Linked DNA regions of Homo sapiens: region 2 is linked to region 1. Evidence: chromatin loops called from intact Hi-C (ENCODE). Cell type or tissue: dorsolateral prefrontal cortex. All regions are shown on one strand. Links, peaks and the distances in the headings refer to the core of each region. The heading gives the core; the rest is flanking DNA.

Region 1 (10,997 bases), core at 2,788-7,787:
GAACCAACCTGTATCCAGGACAGGGCACTATAACTTTACTGATGTTGACCCCTCTCTCTTTGAAAAACTGCCACAGAAGCAAATAAAAGGGCTTGAAGAAAAGGCCACTCATGTTGTCTCAATTTTTATTTGACATCCATGACATAATCTGCAGACTGCCCAGTGCCTTTGGGTGATTGAATTAGTTTTGTAAGTCCCCAGCAGTTGTGGATAAATCAAAAAGACAAGGAAAGTGCAAGATACAGCAGAGATATCCTGAAGCAGGCAACTTCAAACAGAAGGAAACCACTTCACATCCAGAGGGCAGAGGACGGGGTCAAACTCGAAAGCATTTTCCCACCCGCGTTCACTCTACTCCTTGAATATTAGTTCTCCACATGGCCACAGACACATCTAAGAGAGTAACTCCAGCAAACTGTCTACATTACTAGAGTGTTCCCCTCGTTGAGGCTCCCCAGCCCCTTTCTCCCACCCCAGAAGTTTCTTCATGGTCCCCTTCACATCCTTGTTCCTCAAAGTGTAGATGAGGGGGTTGATGCTGGGAATGACGATGGTGTAGAAGAGAGTCAGGAACTTCCCCTGATCTTGGGAGTAGCTGTTGGCCGGCTTCAGGTACACGTAGATGATGGTTCCGTAGAAGAGAGAGACCACTGTGAGGTGAGAAGAGCAGGTGTGGAAGGCTTTCTTTCGCCCTGCTGCTGACTTCATCCTCAGCACCGCGGCTGCAATCACGCCATAGGAGATGAGGATGAGGGAGAGCGGCACCAGGAGGAGAGCCACCCCCAGGGCAAAGGTGAATCGCTTCTACCAGCATGGTTTCCTCACAAGACATGGCAATAAGAGCAGGCATCTCACACAGGAAGTGGTCCACCCTGCGACGTCCACACCGGGAGAGCTGCATCGTCTGAGGACACATGATGAAGGAGTTTAGGAAGCCACAGCACCAGGCCACAGTCACCAGCTGCAGGCAGAGATGTGGGCGCATGACTGCCATGTAGTGCAGGGACCGGCAGACGGCCACATAGCGGTCATGGGACATGACAACCAGGAGGACGCACTCGGTGGAGCCCAGCATCATGTAGATGTAGAGTTGGGCCACACAGCCGTGGTAGGTGATGGTCTTCTCTGGACCCCCCAGGTTCCACAGCAGCTGAGGGGCAATGCTTGCTGTAAAGCAGAGATCTAAGAAAGACAGATTCCCAAGAAAGAAGTACATGGGTGTGTGGAGCCTGACATCCATGACCAGCAAGAGGATGATGGCAGTGTTGCCCACCAGGGTCAGGATGCAGAAGATCAAGATAACAGCAAAGAGAATTTTCTCCAGTCCAGGCCGATCAGAAGAGCCCACCAGGATGAATGCCTGTAGGTAACTGGCATTGTCCTTTCCCATAATCCACCAGCTATTACAGAGAAACAACCAAAGAATTAGATAAGGGGGCACATGCAGATGATCTGGCACTCTCCAATTTCCATTTACAGGTCTGTGAAGTTAAGAGAGCCATTTGCCCTTTCTTTGCTTTTTTAGAATAGACTTATTGAAACCTGTTACATGCAAAGTCGTGTGCCTGATGCCCCAGGAAGACGGGATGAATTGACTCTGGAGCTTCCCTCCTTGGTGAATAATGTGTATGAATAATGACAAAGAAGGGAGAAAGAGAAAGTTCTCTAAAAGAAGATGCGTTAAAAGGCTGAGTATTATGCAGATCACTCCCAAGTGATCAGGAGGGCCTGTGTAGAACAGTTTGTATTAAGGGAGACTGCTGAGTCTGAGAGTTGTTTTTGGTTGTTGCAAATAATAAGTAAGAATTTGACATGTGGCAGATTGAGCTAAATATGTTTCACAAAGAGGAGGTAGTATATACAAAGTCATGAAGGACCACATTTATGGGTGATGCTTAAGGAAGCCATGAATGTACGTACCAGGCAACTCCTTAATGGCATGTAATTTTATTAAGATGAAACACAGTGATTTTTGACCCTACAAGAAAGGACTGTGATGATAGGTTTAATTCTGCCTCTGTAAAACACAGGTCTGCAAATGTATGGCCTGCTATTCAGTTCATCTCTCTCTAACTTGGCTTTTCCTTGTGCAACATGGGAAAGAGGCTAGATCTTCTCTAAGTCCCCACTCAGACCTCACATGTCTATGTAACTGGTGACACTGAGTATATACCCTGAGCACTTTCAGCTATTGAGGATTTCCACAGTCTAAGCCAAGGGCTTTGATGGGGACTCTGCCTTATACAGCCAATATCCACCCAGGCTTGTATCTGCTATGATAATAGCAAACGGCATCTGGGCAACACACAAGAAGGAAGCTGTGGGAATGAGGGCACAGAAACACATTGAAGGACATGTGTCTATGCAGCCGCTGTCACCACCTGTCCATCCTGACAACTGACATGCTATGAGCTGTATCCTGTTGGAGCTGCAATTGGGAATTCTGTAGTTCCCATCCATTGGTCCAGGCACCGGACCCTCTGCAAAGCCCTATGAAAGGGTAAAAGAGGCAGGGTCTATCAGAAGTAGCCAGCCAAGTGTCAAAGAATGGAAGACTTTCAGAGGCTTCCTGAGTACTCACAAAGGAGACTTTCACAGACACACATTTTACAGGTGTTGGTTATTATGAACAACTTGTACTTCTGTATCCTCAGACCTATCATAAGTTTTCTCCCAGGTTCAGGAGACCTCAAGAGTGGCAATGACAAGCTACACAAATTGCTCAGCAACTTTATCACTTTGGGTGATAAAGTTGTGATCACTTTGGGTGATCTCAGCAAAGTTTATCACTTAGGGTCTGACTCCTTAACCAAAACTGCAAATTTACCTTGTAGTCATCTGTTCAAAACTACTTTTTTTCACAATGCTTTATTCTTTCAATCCAAAATGTCCCACTGCTCACCCTTATGACAAATATGCAGAGGCTCTTCTCTGTTTCACCTAACAGGTATTCAACTATAAATTAATGCATCCTGTCTTCTCACATTTCTTAGCTCTTTAGTTCAGAACCATGAAATTGCAAGGAATACAGCTCTTAGAAATGCCCAAATACCTTTAATAGTTTAGTTGACACATAATACTATAAATGCTTACTAATTTTGAAAACTTAGACGCCAAGGTCTGAATTGGGTTGATTCTCTGGCTGAAGGTTATGCCCAAAACTGTACCAACCCATATAGAGGAGAATCCACCAAATGGTTCTCTGTGCTTACTGAAAAGGATTTAACAATGCCAAGCAATAGAGCTATTTTTGCCTGGCTTAGGTATAGAGCACAACATAAACAATCACAACCCTTTCACATTAGCGTACATTAGACTTTTACAGAGCTTTCACACTCTAGTTTCAGACCATCATCACAGCAGCCCTGCAAAGTGGACAGGCCAGGCATTAGAATCTCCATGTTAGAGATGATCAACCTCAATAATAGAGAAGAAGAAAGAATAGCCAATGCTTGCACTACAGCTTCATATCAGAGCAAGGTTTATAGTGCCAGCCCTATGCATTAACCCAAGTTTCCATTCATTCTGCCTTCCTCCCTGTTCCTATTTCTCACCCACTTAAAGCTGTAGTTGTTTAAAGTTGATCACTCATTACAGCACTCCCATTAACCTACACATTACAATCCTAACAATAAAATCCATCATCATGAGCAGTTTCCAGAGAGAAGCTTGTGATCACTCTCAAAATCGCCAGAGATTTGCAATGCTTGATTTGTGCGAAAACAGAATTACACGGTTCTCTGTTCAAATCAGCTATCATTTTATCAAGAGACTAAAAAGATTGGTTTATTGTGTGTGCATGTAGGCTCAGAAGAGGCCCTAGGATTGGCTCAGCTAGCAATGGACAAATGGATAATGGATAATCACATAATCACTCCTAATCTACTTTAGATACACTTTGCTAGAATTTGGTGCATTTGATTGTTTCCGAGTTGGATACAATGTCTCTTTTCCAAAATGGAGTTCCAAATTGCGAGTTGGCATTGAGAAACCCGTTACTCTGGTGTTCTAACAGATATAAACTCTAATCAAAACTATTACAAGATAACTCTATATCTGCATACAGACGACTGAAGATACAGATATAAATCTCATTGCCACGACAAAGCTTGTATTAAAATCTCACCCTTGTTCTTCCCAGAAAGTAGAAGACCTATGATTCTGTCAACCCTCCTTACTTCAATTCCGGAGACCAACCAGGAGTTTTCTCATGGATAAGGCAGCTAATTCTTGTCCCTTTTAGTTTCTGGATCTTCCAGAGGAAATTACACTGAAAACCCTGAAAGGAGATTGAGCACAAAAATAATGTCTGTCCCATTTAAGTGTTAATAAGCCTTTAAGTAGCAGAGCTTGGAAGAGAAATGATGAACTGTGGGCAGGAATGACAAGCTAAGTGAGTGGTGTGGCATAGTGCCACATTTCAAGTCAACATGTTTTATCTCACGTCCATATATACAGGTAGTCTAGGGTCAAGGAGATGGCAGACCAGCCCCAGGGATAAAGGAAAGCACACTTAGTTCTAAGAGCTTTGAGAATATAGACAATGTCATTTGATTGGTTCATACTAAGTGGATAGGAGGACAACTTCAATGCCATCTCACCTTGGGGATTTGGAGTCATCTAGGGGCATGAGGAAAAGTGACATCAGCTTGTTCACAGAGCTAAGACCTCAGGGACTCGTGTCATCTAGAGATTGGCCCGGCCACCGCCCCCCCCCCGCCCCCCGCCCCCCACAACACACACAAACACAAAACTCACCGGGGAGGCAACACAGAAAGTTCCCAAATGTGGGGCTCAGGTATTCTTGAAAAGAGAATTAATTTCTGGGTTCTATGTCAAAACAGAAGTAGATCAATTTCTTCATTTGGTCCTGGACTCACAAAATTAAAATCATTAAAATGTGGGGAGGCAAGCATCCCCAAAGAATGTACATCCTCCAATATAAGAAATAATGAGGTAAGGGGGACACTGATATAGGAAACTCTTGGGTCTGTTATTGCCACATTAAGAGGCCACAGGAAACTTCAGTTCTTCCCTCCATTCCACTCAATATTTTTACCTCCTGCAGGGATGGGGCTACATCAGGAGGCTGGTGTTCATCCAGGAGAGTCCTGTGTGGGTTACTCTGCCCTACCTCTCCCCACATTCACTGTGCATGTGTCTTCCCAGTAGCCAAGGCTCTCCCATCTCACCTCCTACAGGAGACCTCTCAAACAGAAACACTAGATGGCAACATCAGCCTTCCATACAGCTGCCAAAAATCATGTGTGTGGAAGATTTTATTTAGCATTTTTAAACTGGCATTGGTGTATTAAGTCAAAATAGGAATTTCTTAAGAAGTAGCAGAAAATAGAATATCTCCAATTTTCTTGAATATCAGCTGTTAACATTTATTGATTAAAAAAACTTGCATACAGTTTGAAAAAAACACCTTATTTTCTAATTTTACATAAGGAAAAATTAATTTCCAACTACACTGTGGTGACTGACTTACTCAAGGTCAAATAACTAGTAGCCACTGGCTGCCCAAACTGGAACCACCTCTCACCAATCATCTTATCTCTTACCCTTCCCATTACATTAAATAAAATGGAACTGATACTATTGAGGTGGAGGATAATTAGTAAAGAGATTCAAACTATGGTTTTTCAGGCTCCAAGTTAACATTTTAAGTTTTTTTTTTTTTTAAATAATAAAATTGTCTTTTTACTGCATGGGATTCTGTCATTTCTAGAACTTTGAAAATAGATATTTCTAGCTAAAATGAAAGAGAATTTTTGCATTTGGAGTTTAACACAACACCTTCTATAGTATTGATGTTTACAATTTGTTTCTTGATTCAGTATTTCCCTTTCCTGGAGGAGTGAATGAAGTCCATTAGGTTCACAGTGCAATCTATGGCAGAAAAGGGATATGAATTATCTTTTCTTCAAGACTTATGTGAAGCTTTTTAATACACAATTTAGCACCCTAAAAGTGGTGGTGTTTATATTCCCTCTTATTTTTATGATTTTTTTAAAAATACATGTGAAATTTATTCCCAAGTAAAGAAACTACTATTCACAGTAGGATTTTTTTGTAATACATGCTTGTTTTCAATTATAATAAGCTATGAATTTATTATCATTTGAACTTGTAGATACATACCTAAAGTATAGTTAGTGTTCGGACAAGATTAATGAGAATATATTTTCTTTTAAAATTTCCTTTAACAGTGTTTCATTAATGAATACAAATTAAAAATAAATGGAAAAGGAAATAATTGGAGGTCTCTTATTAATGAACCGTGACCAGTTGGCTTAATTTACTAAAGCATGAAGATAATGAAGCCGTATTTTTACTCAGATAACAAATATTGCTAAACTTCTTCATCTCTCTAGCTTTTGTGTTTTAACCGTGAATTTTTGTGGATGTGTTTGCATAGCTTTTTTTCTGGAAGTATCTACAACTCTTTGTATGTGTGTTTCTTTGTGTCTGCTTATAAACAGGTTGAGATTCACAGAAAATAACTCAAATTTGGTATCAACAATTTTAATATAAAGTCAGCCCTCCTATCCATGGGTTCCACATCTGTGGATTCAATCAACCTTGAATGGAAAATATTCAGGAAAAAAATTCCACCAAGTTCCAAAAGCAAAACTTGAATTTGCTATGCACCGAGTGCTACATTGAATCCACACAAATGAAGTGGTGGAGAGGCATTATATCAAGTATTATAAGTAATGTAGAGATAATTTAAATTTTGTGTGAGTATGTGCATAGTTTATATACAAGATGACACCATTTTATACAAGGGACTTGAGCATTCGCGGACTTTGGTATCTCAGGGAGTCCTGGGACCAATCCCCCGTAGATACTAAGGGATGAGTGCAGTATTGTAATCGTTAGTGACTTTTCCTAATTCGTGTGAGGTCTGCAGCTCGGTATTTGAATACATGCATTTGCATCTGTGCCCGTTTTCTTGAGTTTGGGTATCTGTGGGAGAGCTTGAAAATGAAATATTTAAAATTCCCATTATGTAACACAAAATCCTTAGGATCAAAATCCCATATACATGTTTAGAACTTATGGGAAGTCCTAGAAATAGTTTGGTCCTTGAACAGTAATTAACAGCAATAATGAGGCAGATGAAAAGGCAGTCAGAGAGCTAGCTGACACCTGGCCCTGAGGTTGGGCCCTAACTCTCTCAGCAGCCACAAAACATGGGCAAGTTACCTATAATCTCCAGGCCAGCAAGTCTCAAAGTGTGGTCCGAGGACCAGCCCCATGAGCATTGCCTGAAAATTTCTTAGAGTTTCACGTTCTGGGACCCTACTCGAAAGCAGCTGAATCAGACACTCTGGGATGGGGTCCAGCAATTTGTGTTTTCATGGACCCTCTACGTGGCGCCGAGGCACAGCAAGTTTGAGAACCACTGGCATAGGCCCACATCTCTTCACACTCAAAAGTTCTCTTTAGGTAGACTGTAATGTTTCAGTAATATTCTTGTGGTACTATGACATGAAGAAATGTTTAAGATGGATCCATTAGACAGGTTGTGTTGCACAATTTTATTCTCCATGTGGGATTTCTGTGCGGTTTTGTATGAGGAATTAGGTGTATTTTTTTGCCAACTGTAAAATCAAAAATCCCTGTAGAAGTCTCAATGGGCATGTTAATGATATCATTTAATAGACTGAGGTATGAATTCTTCTACCTATATTCTTATCTTGAGATGTTCCTGAAGAAAGGAAGGTTTTGAAGCAACTCACCTGCATCACCTCATACCTGTTCCTGGAGAACCTGCTTAGTTGGGAAGGAGGGTGATTGTAAGCTAACAGGAACCACAGGACACCACATCACCAGAGACCGATGGAGATGCTGAAGCACTTTAGCTAAATTGTCCAATAATTTGTGTTTGTTTTGGTGTAAAGGCTTTGGAAACAAACAAACTTGGGCTTCAACCCACATTTTGCATCTTAATAACTTTATAATTTTGACAAACTAACCTCCATAAGCTTCCATTTTTTTCATCCATAAAGTGGAAGCACAATATAACTTAATTTAAAGGATTGTTGTAATGATGAAGTGACAAACAACTGTATATAAAATATTTGACAGTGTTCACACATAGTGAGAATTCCATAGGTAATAGTTATAAATTACAGCTAAATTCTTGTGTGGTGAAGTCTGAGAAAATCTTGAGGATGTGAAAGGGGACAGATACGGACTAAGCTGAGGATTCTTCTGTACAGTGGTCAGTGGAAAGAACCTGGTCTTAAAGCCAGTTTGAAGAGGTCATCAGCCATGGTACCTGGGAACGAGACTGGAACATCATTTTCTTTTGTGACTCTTTTTTTTTTAAGAGACAGAGTCTCGCCATGTTGCCCAGGTTGGTCTCGGACTCTTGGGCTCAAGCAATCCTCCTGCCTCGGCCTCCCAAAGTGCTGGGATTACAGGCATGAGCCACCATGCCCAACCCTTTTGTGACTTTTTTTTTTTTTTTTGAGACGAAGTCTTGCTCTGTTGCCCAGGCTGGAGTGCAGTGGCGCAGTCTCAGCTCACTGCAACCTCCACCTCCCAAGTTCAAGCAATTCTCCTGCCTCAGTCTCCTGAGTTAGCTGTGATTGCAGGCATGTGCCACCACCACGCCCAGCTAACTTTGTATTTTTAGTAGAGATGGGTTTTCGCTATGTTGGCCAGGCTGGTCTGGAACTCCTGACCTCAGGTGATCCACCCACCTCAGCCTCCCGAAGTGCTGTTCTTACAGGTGTGCACCACCATGCTTGGCCTCCCTTTGTGACTCTTAAGAAGATCATTAACACTGATTTTGTGGAGTGACTGATTATCATATTATACTTTGTATGTTCTTACCTTTGTAATATCACTCCTCCTCTGTTCTCCTAAGCCTATCTGCCAACTGCTCCTCCATTCTTTTTTCATTCACTATTTTAGGTATTCCAGAAGAAAATGGGTAAAGAAATAGAGCTAGTAAGTGTTTGAAGGCATTTATTTTTTAACATTTTCATTACAGTGTATCATGCATAGAGAAATGTGCTTAGATCAAAAAGTGAGCACAACCATCTAACCACCATTCAGGTTAAAAAAAAAAGAAAACAACACCCAAAGTCCCCTCATAACCTTTCTCCGTCATCCTACTCAAACCCTATCTGCTCAATAACACTATAGATTAGTTTTCCTTTCTGTTGAAATTTACATAAGTGAAAGCAAATGGCAGGTTTATTTTTATTTCTGGATTATTCTGTTCAATGCTGCTCTTACTCATTTCATTGTGGATAATATCCATGATACGAATACATCCCACTTTATTTGTTCATTTTACTGTGCACAGATATTGGATCATTTTCTGTTTTGGGCTGATACAAATAAGACTGCTGTGAGCATTATTGTAGGGTTTTTTTTTGTGCAGACAGGCACTCATACCTGTTAAATGTCTGTCCAGAAGTAAAATCATGACCTTAGGAAATGCACATGTTCACATTTAATGAAAAAAAAAATGCCCAATAGTTTTCTAAAATGTCATAACAATTATACTCCCACTAATAGTGAATGGCGTTCTTGGCTCCATTTCTCCATCATGTGGTATGGTCAAGTTTTAAATTTCAGGCCTCAGGCATGTTAGTAATCCTTCTATGTGTTTTCATTTGCAATTCACTGACTAATAATAAGTTGGGAATCTTCTCATAAATTCATTGACTATTTAGATAGCCTCTTTTAAAAAATGTCTTTTTAAGTAGCCTGTTTTTCTATTGGATTCTTACCTTTTTTCCTATCTATTTATACAAATTTTTCATGTGGCTTGGCTATGAAACCTTTATCAGTTATGTGTAATACAAATATCTTTTTTTTCAAATCATGGGCTTGCTTTTCCCTGCTCTTACTCTTGTCTTTTGATACAGTACTTAATTTTAACGCAGTCCTATTTACTGATGGTTTCCTTTATAAATACTGCTTTTGGTGTTTTGTTTAACAAATTATTCTGTATCTTTTCTAGCTTCATATTGTCTCTTAAAAACATGGCTTCTAGCTTACTGGGTCCTCACTTGGTATGCCTGCCAGGGTTAGGGCTGGGGGATAGCTAGGGGCTCAGCCAGTGTGTTTCCAAGAACAGAAAGAACATGAGGGAGCATCTGAAGGGTGTTAGCCAACATGACCAGTGCCAAAGACATGGCACAGGTTGCCAAAGATAAGTTATATACTGACAGATTGAGAAAATAAGTAAATATATTGAGGTTACTGGAGGCCTAGTTTTTCACTATTGGAAAGGGAGATTCCATATAAGGAAAGAGGAAGACTACAATACATCTTATGGTATTGAATTTTAATTGGAAATATCAGTATATATTCATGATTTTAAAATACACACAGAGGGCTTGGTGCGGTGGTGGACACCTGTAATCCCAGCATTTTGGGAGGCCGAGGCGGGCGGATCACCTGGAGTCAGAAGTTTGAGACCAGCCTGGCCAACATGCTGAAACCCCGTCTGTACTAAAAATACAAAAATTAGCCGGGCATGGTGGCAGGCGCCTGTAATCCCAGCTACTTGGGAGGCTGAGGCAGGAGAATCGCTTGAACCCAGGAGTTGGAGGTTGCAGTGAGCTGAGATCATGCCATTGCACTCCAGCCTGGGGTACAAGAGCGAGACTTCGTCTCAAAAAAAAAAAAAAAATACACATGGAGATTTATGTAGATATAGAAGTGTGTGTGTGTGTGTGTGTGTGTGTGTGTGTGTGTTCATGCATGCATATTTCCTAGCTCTTAGCTGAGAACACCTAAAAACGTTAACACTGCAGTAGCACTGAGCATTCCCAACACCCATTATTTAGTTACTAAATCCCTTCTCCACTAAAAAGAAGTTCTTGGGAGAAACAGTTGTGGATTCAGGCCTGGAGCAAGAGGTGATGAAGGAAGAATAACAGGTCCATCATCTGGACACAGGAACCAGATTGAACAAGTTCTGCTAATAAAATATTGGAAAATTTTTGAGTCTCAAAATA
Region 2 (10,997 bases), core at 3,472-8,471, 110 kb after region 1:
TGCTCCTCGGCGGCCATTGTGTTTTTGTGCGCTCTTGGATGGGGTTATGTCCCACATTGTATTTGTTTATGTCTGGCCCCCAACTAGTCCATGGCCTCGGGTCCATGGGCCCCAGTATATTCATCTCTGCGTACCCAGTGCCCAGATTGCTTGACACACAAAGGGAGCTCAGGGAATGACGCAAGGAGCAACACCTGCATCGCACGACCTTCCTCCTCCCTCCGTGAAGGGACACGTGTGTGGGGCGAGCAGCGCAGCCAGGTCATGACCTTCCTCTCCCTCCCTGAAGGGACACGTGTGCGGGGAGGGCGGGGAGAGCAGCTCGTGGCCAGGTTGGCCGCACGTGATGCTAGCGTGCTCTTTACTCTCCAGGTTTCGGGTGTCTATGTTATACCTCCAAATGTTGAAATTATTCATATCAGTAAGGTTCTCCATTCACATTGCAAGTGTTCTGTTTGCTTTATGCGAAGGTGTTCTCCCATCAGCTCCCTTACCACTGCCATAACAAGAGCCAAGCTGCCGACATCCCTTCCCTGACAGAGGGTGCTTTTGTACTTCTCAGCTCCTGTCCAAGAGCCTCAGGATGATAGACAGCCTCCTCTGTTCTCCTGGAAACACCCCTCCACCTCCAAATCTGTCAGTCATGGTGCCTGGAACCACCCAGAGCCATCTGTTGTCCCTGTTAAAATAATCACGTTACTGGAAGTTTGGTTTCTTCTGAGGCCTCTCCCCTTTACTGGTAGATGGCCACCCTCTTGCTGTGTCCTCACATGCTCTTCCCTCAATATGTGTCTGTCCTAATCCACGCCTCTTATATGCACACTCACAGGGCACCCTACATACAGTTGCCTCCTTGTCCCGTCTCTTCCAGGGATCAGCACCATGCTTTGCAAATAGGTGCACAATCAATGCCTATCAGATTTATATGCACTAGTTAAAATGAACTTGATTCATTTTTCTTGATAATGTTAATTCAATCCTTATGAAAAATTATGTCCAAGAGGTATGCAAGGCACTTTGTAAACATCACCCTACTTAATTCTCTGAACTGGCTTTGTCAGAGGCATGCGAACCAGAACTACTCCATCTCGAATGGGCTGGGTAAAATGAGGCTGAGGCCTACTTGGCTGCATTCCTAGATGGTTAAGGCATTCTAAGTCACAGGATGAGATAGGAGGTCGGCACAAGATACAGGTCATAAAGACCTTGCTGATAAAACAGTTTGCAGTAAAGGAGCCGGCCAAATCCCACTAAACCCAAGATGGCTATGAGAGTGACCTCTGGTCGTCCTCACTGCTACACTCCCGCCGGCACCATGACAGTTTACAAATGCCATGGCAATGTCAGGAAGTTACCCTATATGGTCTAAAAAGGGGAGGCATGAATAATCCACCCCTTGTTTAGCATATAATCAAGAAATAACCGTAAAAATGGGCAACCCACAGCCCTCAGGGCTGCTCTGTCTATGGAGTAGCCATTCTTTTGTTCCTTTACTTTCCTAAAAAACTTGCTTTCACTTTACTCTATGGACTCACCCTGAATTATTTCTTGCGCGAGATCCAATAACCCTCACTTGGGGTCTGGACAGAGACCGCTTTCCTGTAACAGTTTTACTCACAACACATCTGACACCAAACCTGTGGGTTTTTTTCTTCTACACAGCAGGCACCAACTAGGTATCCTACAATTCAATTCTGACATGTCTACCTGGAGCTAGAGTGAAATCCCACAGGTTATGGGCTTGGTCCCACAAAACTGCCCCCACTTCATGGAAGTTCCAGGTTTGTTAACCAGCACTTTTGACTGACCAGCTATAAATTCAAGGGTTCCCACACACAATCCCTCTATCTCAGGTTTGGTAAATCAAGAGAATGGGCTCACAAAACTCAGGAAAGTGCTTTACTTCCTGTTACCAGTTTATTATTATAAACAGCACAACTCAGCAACAGCCAGATGAAAGACACAGACAGGACAAGGTATGCGAGGCAGAGTCAGCGCTTCCACACCTTCACCAGGCACAACACCCTCCCAGCACACGAATGTGCTCCTGAACCCAGCAGCTCTCCAAACCTTTTCTTTAGGTTTCTTATGGTTCCATTATTTAAGCATGAATGATCAAATCACTGGTCATTGGCGATTAAACTCAATCTCCAGCCCCTGTTCTTTCCCTGGAAGTCACGGACTGGAGCTGAAAGTTGCAAGGCAAAGTTGATTCCCCTGGCAACCAGCCCTCATCCTCCAGGAGTCACCTCATTAGCATAAACACAGGCATGGATGAAAGGGGCTCGTTAGGAATAACAAAAGATTTCCTCTTGCCCCTATCAGTCAGGGAATTCCAAGGGGTTTAGAAGCCTCCATCAGGAAACAGGGACAAAGACCAAATATCTAATTCTTATTATCACAGATCCTCACAGCCATCCTGTCTGGCGTGTACCGTTAACAACGTCCTCATTCTATCGATGATGTAACTGGTAGATAATAATCACCACATGAATTATAGCATTTTTTAAAATTATACTTTAAGTTCTAGGGTACGTGTGCACAACGTGCAGGTTTGTTACATATGTATACATAAACCATCATTCTGAGCAAACTATCGCAAGGACAGCATTTGTTATATATAAACAACAGTTCTGTAAATTATAGATCGTACTCTACATTGCAATATATATAATCACACATGTACTATGTATAAGGTATTATCATATAACCTAAAAGAAGTAGACATCAGTACTTGTTATTGCATTGTATATTATGTATACTAAATTATTTCTAAAATAACCCTGTGTGGTGAGAACTACTTGATCCTTATTTGATGAGTGAGGAAACAGTGCTAAGAGAAATTACATAACATGCACATACCCACTAGTATGTATGTCTCCTAAAGAAATTCGGATTCATGCTCACAGTGATACGTGTACAAGGGTCCTCAGTGAGGAACTGTTTGCAGCACCAAGAGAGTAAAAACTGCAAAGGGGGAATCATATCAGTGTAACCGCCCAGTGGCTTCACCTTGCTGCTGCCTGGACAGAGCCGATTTCTCAAGAGAGCGGAATTGCAATAGAGAAAGAGTAATTCACGCAGAGCCGACTGTGCAGGAGACAACAGTTTCATTATTACTCAAATCACTCTCCCTGAGCATTCGGGCAGCAGAGTTTTTAAGAACAACTTGGTGGGTGTGGGGAAGCCAGTGAGCCAGGCGTGCGACTGGTCAGAGCTGAAATCCTAGGGAGTCGGAGCTGTCCTCTTGTGCTTACTCTGCTTCTGGTGGGGACGCGGGACCGGCTGGCGAGTCCAAGTGCAGCCATCAGTTGTCAGAAGTGCAAAAGCCTGAAAACACATCTCAAAAGGCCATTCTCAGGTGCTACAGTAGCGATGTTCTTTGCAGGAGTAATTAGGCAAGTTGCAAATCTTGTGTCCTCTGGAATAATGGCCGGTAATTACGCTTACGGCTCAGTAGAATTCAGGCCCCTGTCATCCTCCTAACTTGGCGGCCTTTCATTAGTTTTACCAGGGCAGTTTAGTTTTGGGGAAGGGCTGTTATCATTTAAACCATAAACTAAATTTCTCCCGAACTTAGCGTGGCCTGTAACCACCCAGTGGGTTCACCTTGCTGGCTGCCTAGATGGAGCCGATTTATCATGACAGGAGAACTGCAGTAGAGAAAGAGTAATTCGCGCAGAGCCGGCTGTGCAGGAGCCTTGTTTTATTATTACTCAAATCAGTCTCCTCAAGCATTTGGAGATCAGAGGTTTTAAGGACAATTTGGTGGGTGAGGGGAAGCCAGTGTGTCAGGAGTGCTGATTGATTCGGTAGGACATTAAATCATAGGGAATTGAAGTTGTCTTCTTGCACTGAGTCAGTTCCTGGGTGGGGGCCACAAGATCACATGAGCCAGTTTATCCATCTGGGTGGTGCCAGCTGATCCATTAAGTGCAGGGTCTGTAAAACATCTCAAGCACTGAGCGGTTTAGGGAGGGTCACAATCTTAGAGCCTCCAGCTGCATGACTCCTAAACTATAATTTCTGATCTTGTGGCTAATTTGTTAATCCTACAAAGGCAGTCTAGTCCCCAGTCAGGAAGGATGTTTGTTTTGAGAAAGGGCTGTTATCGTCTTATCGTCTTTGTTTTAAACTATAAATTAAGTTCCTCCCAAAGTTAGTTCAGCCTACACCCAGGAATGAACAAGGACAGCTTGGAGGTTAGAAGCAAGATGGAGTTGGTTAGGTCAAGTCTCTTTTGCTGTCTCAGTTACGATTTTGCAATGGCAGTTTCAGGCCCATGCTTAGGAATGAGCTAAGAGAGCCAGCCTGTGAGGCTAAAAGCAACATGGAGTCAGCCATGTCAGGTTTCTCTGACTGTCTCAGTGATAATTTTGCAATGGTGGTTTCATCCGCACATCTACGCTGCATCTGACGTGTTGCTAAGTGAAGAAAGCTGTGTGCCACATACATGTATCTCCTCATCCAACTGAAATTTTTTAAAAATTGTTTTAATTTTTGTGCAGATAATACAGACATGTACCCCACCACACACAATGTAAACTGCAAAAGCAAAAAACCGAGATGCCTCGTCCACAGTTCAACCCTCTGCGAACAGAGCCATCCTGGATAAAAGGTATGCCTCCAAAATATCTAAATATAGATAAAGATATATCGAGAGGGAAATAATGATATATAAGCGCCCATTCACATTTGTGTGTGTGCGCCTGTGTATCAACAAATAACACACATGTACCGAAGTGTTATGGTTTATTTCCTTCTCACAACCAACTCTAAACAAAGCCATGATACTGCCCAAAGTCAGCAAGACGGAGGCCAACCAGCTGGCTGGCCTCCTTTAGGAGCTTCAAACTTTTCAATCCCAAATTCAATAGGAAGAAGGAAGAAGAAATAATGAGGAAGAGGGAGGAATACGGAGGCGGGGAGGGGGCAGAGGAGAAAGAAAAGGCAGAAACAGAAAAGAGGGAACAATGTCCCGTACCTTGCTTTGCTCCTGCAAAGTAAAGGCCACCTGAGGAGGGTCGGGGTGAATCCTTCACATGGGTGGACAGAAAAGCGAACACTTTCCACCAGAGGGCGCGGGAAAGGGGCCTCAGACTTGCTCGGCTGAAACCCAACCTTGTAAGAAAAAACAGAAAAGGCGCTCAGTGCTGGTCCCAGCACCCAGTGTGCGCTGGCTGCAGGCACCGGGTGGGCCTGAGCGGCTGCGGGGCTCGGTGCCCTGGGCTCGCACCGGGGGTTGGCGAGGGGCGCGGGGCGCGGGGCGCGGGGAAGCCTCTGCAGGGCTGGTCGCTTTCACACTCCCAGTAACATAGACTGGGGCGCTGGGGAAGCTGTTAAAGAAGCCAGGCTTCGAGATGTAACACGCCCCGATTCGTTTCATTTTTTCTTTTTTTTTTTTTTCTTTGAGACGGAGTCTCACCCGGTTGCCCAGGCTGGAGTGCAGTGGCGCGATCTCGGCTCACTGCAACCTTCGCCCCCGGGCTCAAGCGATTCTCCTGCCTCAGCTTCGGGAGTAGCTGGGATTACAGGCGCGCGCCACCACGCCCGGCTAAATATATATATATATATATTTTTTTTTTTTTTTTTTTTTTTTTTTTTTGAGATGGAGTCTCGCTATGTCGCCCAGGCTGGAGTGCAATGGCACTATCTCAGCTCACTGCAACCTCCGCCTCCTGGGTTCAAGCGATTCTCCTGCCTCAGCCTCCTGAGTAGCTGCGATTACAGGCACATGCCACCACACCCGGCTAATTTTTTTTGTATTTTTAGTAGAGATGGGGTTTCACCATGTGGGTCAGGCTGGTCTTGAACTCCTGACCTCGTGATCCGCCCACCTCGGCCTCCCAAAGTACTGGGATTATAGGCGTGAGCCACCACGCCCGGCCTAATTTTTGTATTTTTAGTAGAGACAGGGTTTCACCATTTTGGCCAGGCTGGTCTCGAACTCCTGACCTCAGGTGATTCGCCCGCCTAGGCTGGGATTACAGGCGTGAGCCACCGCGCCCGGCATATTTTTTTTGTACTGTCAGTAGAGATGGGGCTTCACCATGTTGCCCAGGCTGGTCTCAAACTCCTAAATTCGAGTGACCCGCCCGCCTCGCCCCCTGCAGTGCTGGATTACAGGCGTGAGCCTCAGTGCCCGGGTTTCCCATTCATTTTCTAGCTGGACACGGAAGGATGTGACCGAGACGCTGACGGCGTCCGTACTGTCCTCGGCGCCCTCTGGTGGTCACAGCCAAGTACAACTTGCGGAACAATTCAGCTCCAGCTAAATTTGGCAGTGCCAGGGATGGGTCTATCACTCTTCTGGGAGGAAAACGCATGACCTTGCAATTTGTTTTAAGAACGACCATAGTGGGCTGAGCGCAGCGGCTCACGCCTGTAATCCCAGCACTTTGGGAGGCCGAGGCGGGCGGATCACGAGGTTAGGAGTTTGAGACCAGCCTGGCCAACATGGTAAAACCCCGTCTCTACTAAAAATACAAAAATTAGCCGGGTGTGGTGGCGCGCGCCTGTAATCCCAGCTACTCGGGAGGCTGAGGCAGGAGCACTGCTTGAAGCCGGGAGGCGGAGGTTGCAGTCAGCTGAGATTGTGCCATTGTACTCCAGCTCTGGGCGACAAAAACGAACAAACAACAACAAACAAACAAACAAAACGACAGGAGCGACCGGATCACAGGCTCAGGCCTGCGATCTCAGTACTTTGGGAGGCCAAGGCGGGTGGATCACACGAGGCCAGGAACATGCGAATCGCTTGAACCCAGGAGGTGGGGGTTACAGTGAGCCAAGATCGCGCCACTGCACCCCAGCCTGGGCAACTAAGCGAGACCGTGTCTCAAAAAACAAACAAAAAAAAAACAGGGCCTGTGCCTCTCCACGGTCACCCTTTACTAAATGTGCATGTGCGTGTTCCCACTAGTCCCGGGAATGGACGCCACGTCTCCGCAGCACCTGCACGGCTGGAATACCGCAGAATTGTGACAGGCATTGGAACCAGAGCAATTCCATCTTGAACATGGGCTGGGTAAATTGAGGCTGAGACCTGGAAGGCTGCACTCCCAGACAGTTAAGGCTTTCTAAGTCACAGGATGAGATAGGGGGTAGGCACACGATACAGGTCATAAAGACCTTGCTAATAAAACAGGTTGCAGTAAAAAAGCCGGACAAATCCTACCAAAACCAAGATGGCCACGAGAGTGACCTCTGGTTGTCCTCCTTGCTACACTCCCGCCAGCGCCATGACAGTTTACAAACGCCATGGCAACCTCAGGAAGTCACCCGGTATGGTCCAAAAAGGGGAGACATGAATAATCCACCCCTCGTTTAGCATATCATCAAGAAATAATCATCAAAATGGGCAGGCAGCAGCCCTTGGGGCTGCTCTGTCTGTGGAGAAGCCAATCTTTATTCCTTTACTTTCTTGATAAACTTGCTTTCACTTTACAGAGTCACCCTAATTCTTTCTTGTGCGAGATCCAAAAACCCTCTCTTAGGGTCTGGATTGGGACCCCTTTCCAGTAACAGAAGCACAAATACGGTTTTGTCGCCCACATTCTAGGGCTTCTGGATGTGCAAATACGGCTTTTCCCCCCGCATTCTAGGGCTTCTGGATGTGCAAATACGGCTTTTTCCCCCGCATTCTAGGGCTTCTGGATGTGCATTCTGGGCAGGCCTTAGATTCCAGGGTTAGCCACTGCAGTGACTGCTCAAGATCACTCCTTGGCCCCAGGCCAGACAGGGTGCAGAGGATGACTGTCCCAGGATGGATCACCCCAGAATCCCCAGTAGCAGCACATTACTTGTAAAAAACATTCTTTTCAGGATTTGTCCCACTCGAGACACTTTAATTTTAGAATAGGCTACACGACTGCTAATGAGTAGTAAGAGCAGACACTGTGCTTGGAGCCATAATAAACCCTCCTCCACTGGGAGTGCATCTTCACTTTCCCATTCCTGGAGGTGAGAAGAGAGAGTAGCTGAGAACATTCTGAGTTATGTAAGGCATACAACATTTATTTATTTATTTATTTTGAGACAGAGTCTTGCTCTGTGACCTAGGCTGGAGCGCAGTGATGTAATCGAGGCTCTCTGCAGCCCCTGCCTCCCGGGTTCAAACAATTCCCCGGGAGGCATACAAAATTTATCAGGCTCAGAGAGACAGCAGTATGGGGGGGCGGGGGCAAGGCGGGGGCAGTTGTTTAAAGGCATTTTGTTCCTGACTAGCTGCATCACCTATTATCTCCATGTTGCTAGCGTTTGTGATACAAAGAAAAATGTATAGCTAACCAATAGCTTATGTTATTTTAATGTAAATTTTTTATAAACAGCTGAGGAACTGCCTCTTTCATCCTTTAAAAACTCACTTGCAACTGCTGCTAATTGGAGGATATATTCAGAGCAACTTGAATCTATCTCTCCCGGCTTACAGTCCTCAAACTTGGCCCAAATAAACTCCACTTATATTAATTTTGCCTCAGTTTCTTCTTTAATCAACAAAGGGAAGGGAAGTGCCTAAGGGAAGTGGGGCTGCCTAAGAATGCTCAAAGCAAGCCCACCACTGAGGTCTGGGCAGAGAGTGATACTTCAGGCTTTACTGCTCCTCTCAACCTGGGAAATTTTCCTTTTGTTTTGCATTAAAATACAGTGGGGGCAACCAAACTCCCTCGATGAAAAAACGGATAAGGACAATTTGAAAAACACAAATAACTGAATACTCATTCAGCTTTTAAAAGACGAAATTGGCCAGGCGCGGTGGCTCACACCTATAATCCCAGCACTTTGGGAGCCCAAGGCGGGTGGATCACAAGGTCAGGAGATCGAGACCATCCTGGCTAACACGGTGAAACCCCGTCTCTACTAAAAATACAAAAAATTAGCCGGGCGTGGTGGCGGGCGCCTGTAGTCCCAGGTACTCAGAGGTTGAGGCAGGAGAATGTCGTGAACCCGGGAGGCGGAGCTTGCAGTGAGCCGAGATCGCACCACTGCACTCCAGCCTGGGCGACAGAGCCAGACTCTGTCTCAAAAAAAAAAAATTCAAAATTTTGTTATATGGACAATAGGGATAAATCTTGAGGACACTATGCCAAGTGAAATAACCAAGTAACAAAAGAGATACTGGGCCAGGTACGGTGGCTCACACCTGTAATCCCAGCACTTTGGGAGGTCCAGGCAGAAGGATCACGAGATCAGGAGATGGAGACCATCCTGGCCAACATGGTGAAACCCCGTCTCTACTAAAAATACAAAAATTAGCTGGGCGTAATGGCGCATGCCTGCAGTCCCAGCTACTCAGAAGGCTGAGGCAGGAGAATCACTTGAACCAGGGAGTCGGAGGTTGCAGTGAGTGGAGATCGCGCCACTGCACTCTAGCCTGGCGACAAAGGGAGACTCCGTCTTAAAAAAAAAAAAAAAAAGCCAGTGGCACAGTAATCATTCTCCTACAATTACCCATGCTATGTGAGTTAAAATAAAATTTTGTATGCTTATCTCCCTGTTAATCTGCCTATTGTCAGTTGATTTTGCAGCAAAACTTCAGAGAGTGAAGCAGCTTTCTCTTGGCCCCTACAGATTTGGCGCTGTGAGCAGGATCACCAAAACTGTTTAGCTCTTCTGAAGCCAGGAGTCCAAGGAACCTGGGGCCTGACAGGCCAGCAGAAGGGGAAGAATTTGGGAGTAGTTAGATTCTTGGCATCTGTAAAAAGTAAAGTAGAGGTTCCTCTTCAAAGACTTTCCTCCCCATCTAATTAGGAATAAATAGTAACTTCTATTAGAAGCAAAATTTATTCAAAGACCTGTGCTAACATTCTTAAATATCTGCTAGCCGTAATAAAGAAATCAATGTTCTTTATGTTCTTAGCTCCCACAATTTAGCCTAAATATCTGCCCTGGCATGCTTATACTGGTCCAAGTAAGCATTAGGTCACAGCCTGTTCCTCTTCCTTATTTGAAGGTGTTTTTACCTTTCTCAGCATTCCACCAGTTACTTCCTCTTTCCTTTGTTCCCCTCTACCTTTGCCTCTTTTAAAAAGTTCTAAGTTGCTAGCCAATCGAGACAAATACAGAATGTGAGGTCCCGCTCCAGCCAGTGGAAACCAGACACAGCAGTAGGGAGGACGCGTCAGGTTATAAATGACCCTGTCTCCTTTGTTCAATGCACTCTCATGGCAAAACTGCTGATGAGTGTACCCTTTCTGCAAGAAGTAAAAATGGCCTTACTAAATAAATTAAATTCATGTTCAAGTGCTATTTCTTTACCGCACCAAGGAAGAAACATTTCAAACAGCATCTGTCTGTGCAATCCAATCAAGCAGACAGTAAAACTGTTTCCTTTTCCTTTTCCAAATTTAAGATAAATGGAAAGAAAGAATTTATTTATTTATTTAGAATCAGCTCTGTTGCCCAGGCTGGAGTGCAGCGGGACAGTCATGGCTCACTGCAGACTTAACCTCCTGGACTCGAGGGATCCTCCTGCCTCAGCTTCCTGTGTAGCTGGGACCATAGGTGCACTCCACCATTCCCTGCTAACTTTTTGATTTTTTTGTAGAGATGGAGTCTCAGTTGTTGAGGCTGGCCTCAAACTCCTGTGTTACTGGAAAGGGGTCCCAATCTAGACCCCAAGAGAGGGTTACTGGACCTCCCACAAGAAAGAATACAGGGCGAGTCCATAGAGTAAAGTAAAAGCAAGTTTATTAGGGAAGTAAAAGAAACAAAAGAATGGCTACTGCATAGGTACAGCCGTGGTGTGAGCTGCTCAACCGAGTATACCTACAGTTATTTCTTGATTGTATGCTAAACAAGGGGTGAATTATTCATGAGTTTTCCGGGAAAGAGGACTGGATTTCCAGGAACTGAGGGTTCCTCCCCACTTTCAGACCATATAGGGTAACTTCTGGATGTTGCCATGGTATTTGTAAACTGTGGTGGTGCTGGTGGGAGTGTCTTTTAACACGCTAATGCCTTATAATAAGTATCACATAATGAGCAGTGAGGATTAC

The links. Peaks named below come from ENCODE experiments on the same cell type or tissue, not always from the same donor. Only the 100,000 strongest peaks of a DNase experiment are listed, where the experiment ranks them.
Region 2: it touches region 1 in a loop (5-fold over the local background); 47 of 110 quality-filtered maps call a loop at or near these places.

The regions. Positions count from the first base shown.
Region 1 is chr1:247,481,521-247,492,517 of GRCh38, reverse strand. It overlaps the pseudogene OR2W5P. Among named protein-coding and RNA genes, the nearest start is that of OR2B11, 29 kb to the right of the region's middle. In dorsolateral prefrontal cortex, for the core only: CTCF peaks have their summits at 5,039 and 5,247 (motif pointing right); no DNase peak of the experiment used is centred there; H3K27me3 peaks cover 425 bases.
Region 2 is chr1:247,368,131-247,379,127 of GRCh38, reverse strand. It overlaps ZNF496-DT (ZNF496 divergent transcript), which reads right to left. Exons shown (of 3, transcript NR_168399.1): 2 at 4,985-5,121; 3 at 1,896-4,471. Among named protein-coding and RNA genes, the nearest start is that of ZNF496-DT, 42 kb to the right of the region's middle. RefSeq lists a silencer at 5,187-5,236. In dorsolateral prefrontal cortex, for the core only: CTCF peaks have their summits at 5,101 (motif pointing right) and 6,226 (motif pointing left); DNase peaks (open chromatin) are centred at 5,147, 5,289, 6,217 and 7,698; H3K4me3 peaks cover 836 bases; H3K27ac peaks cover 1,473 bases.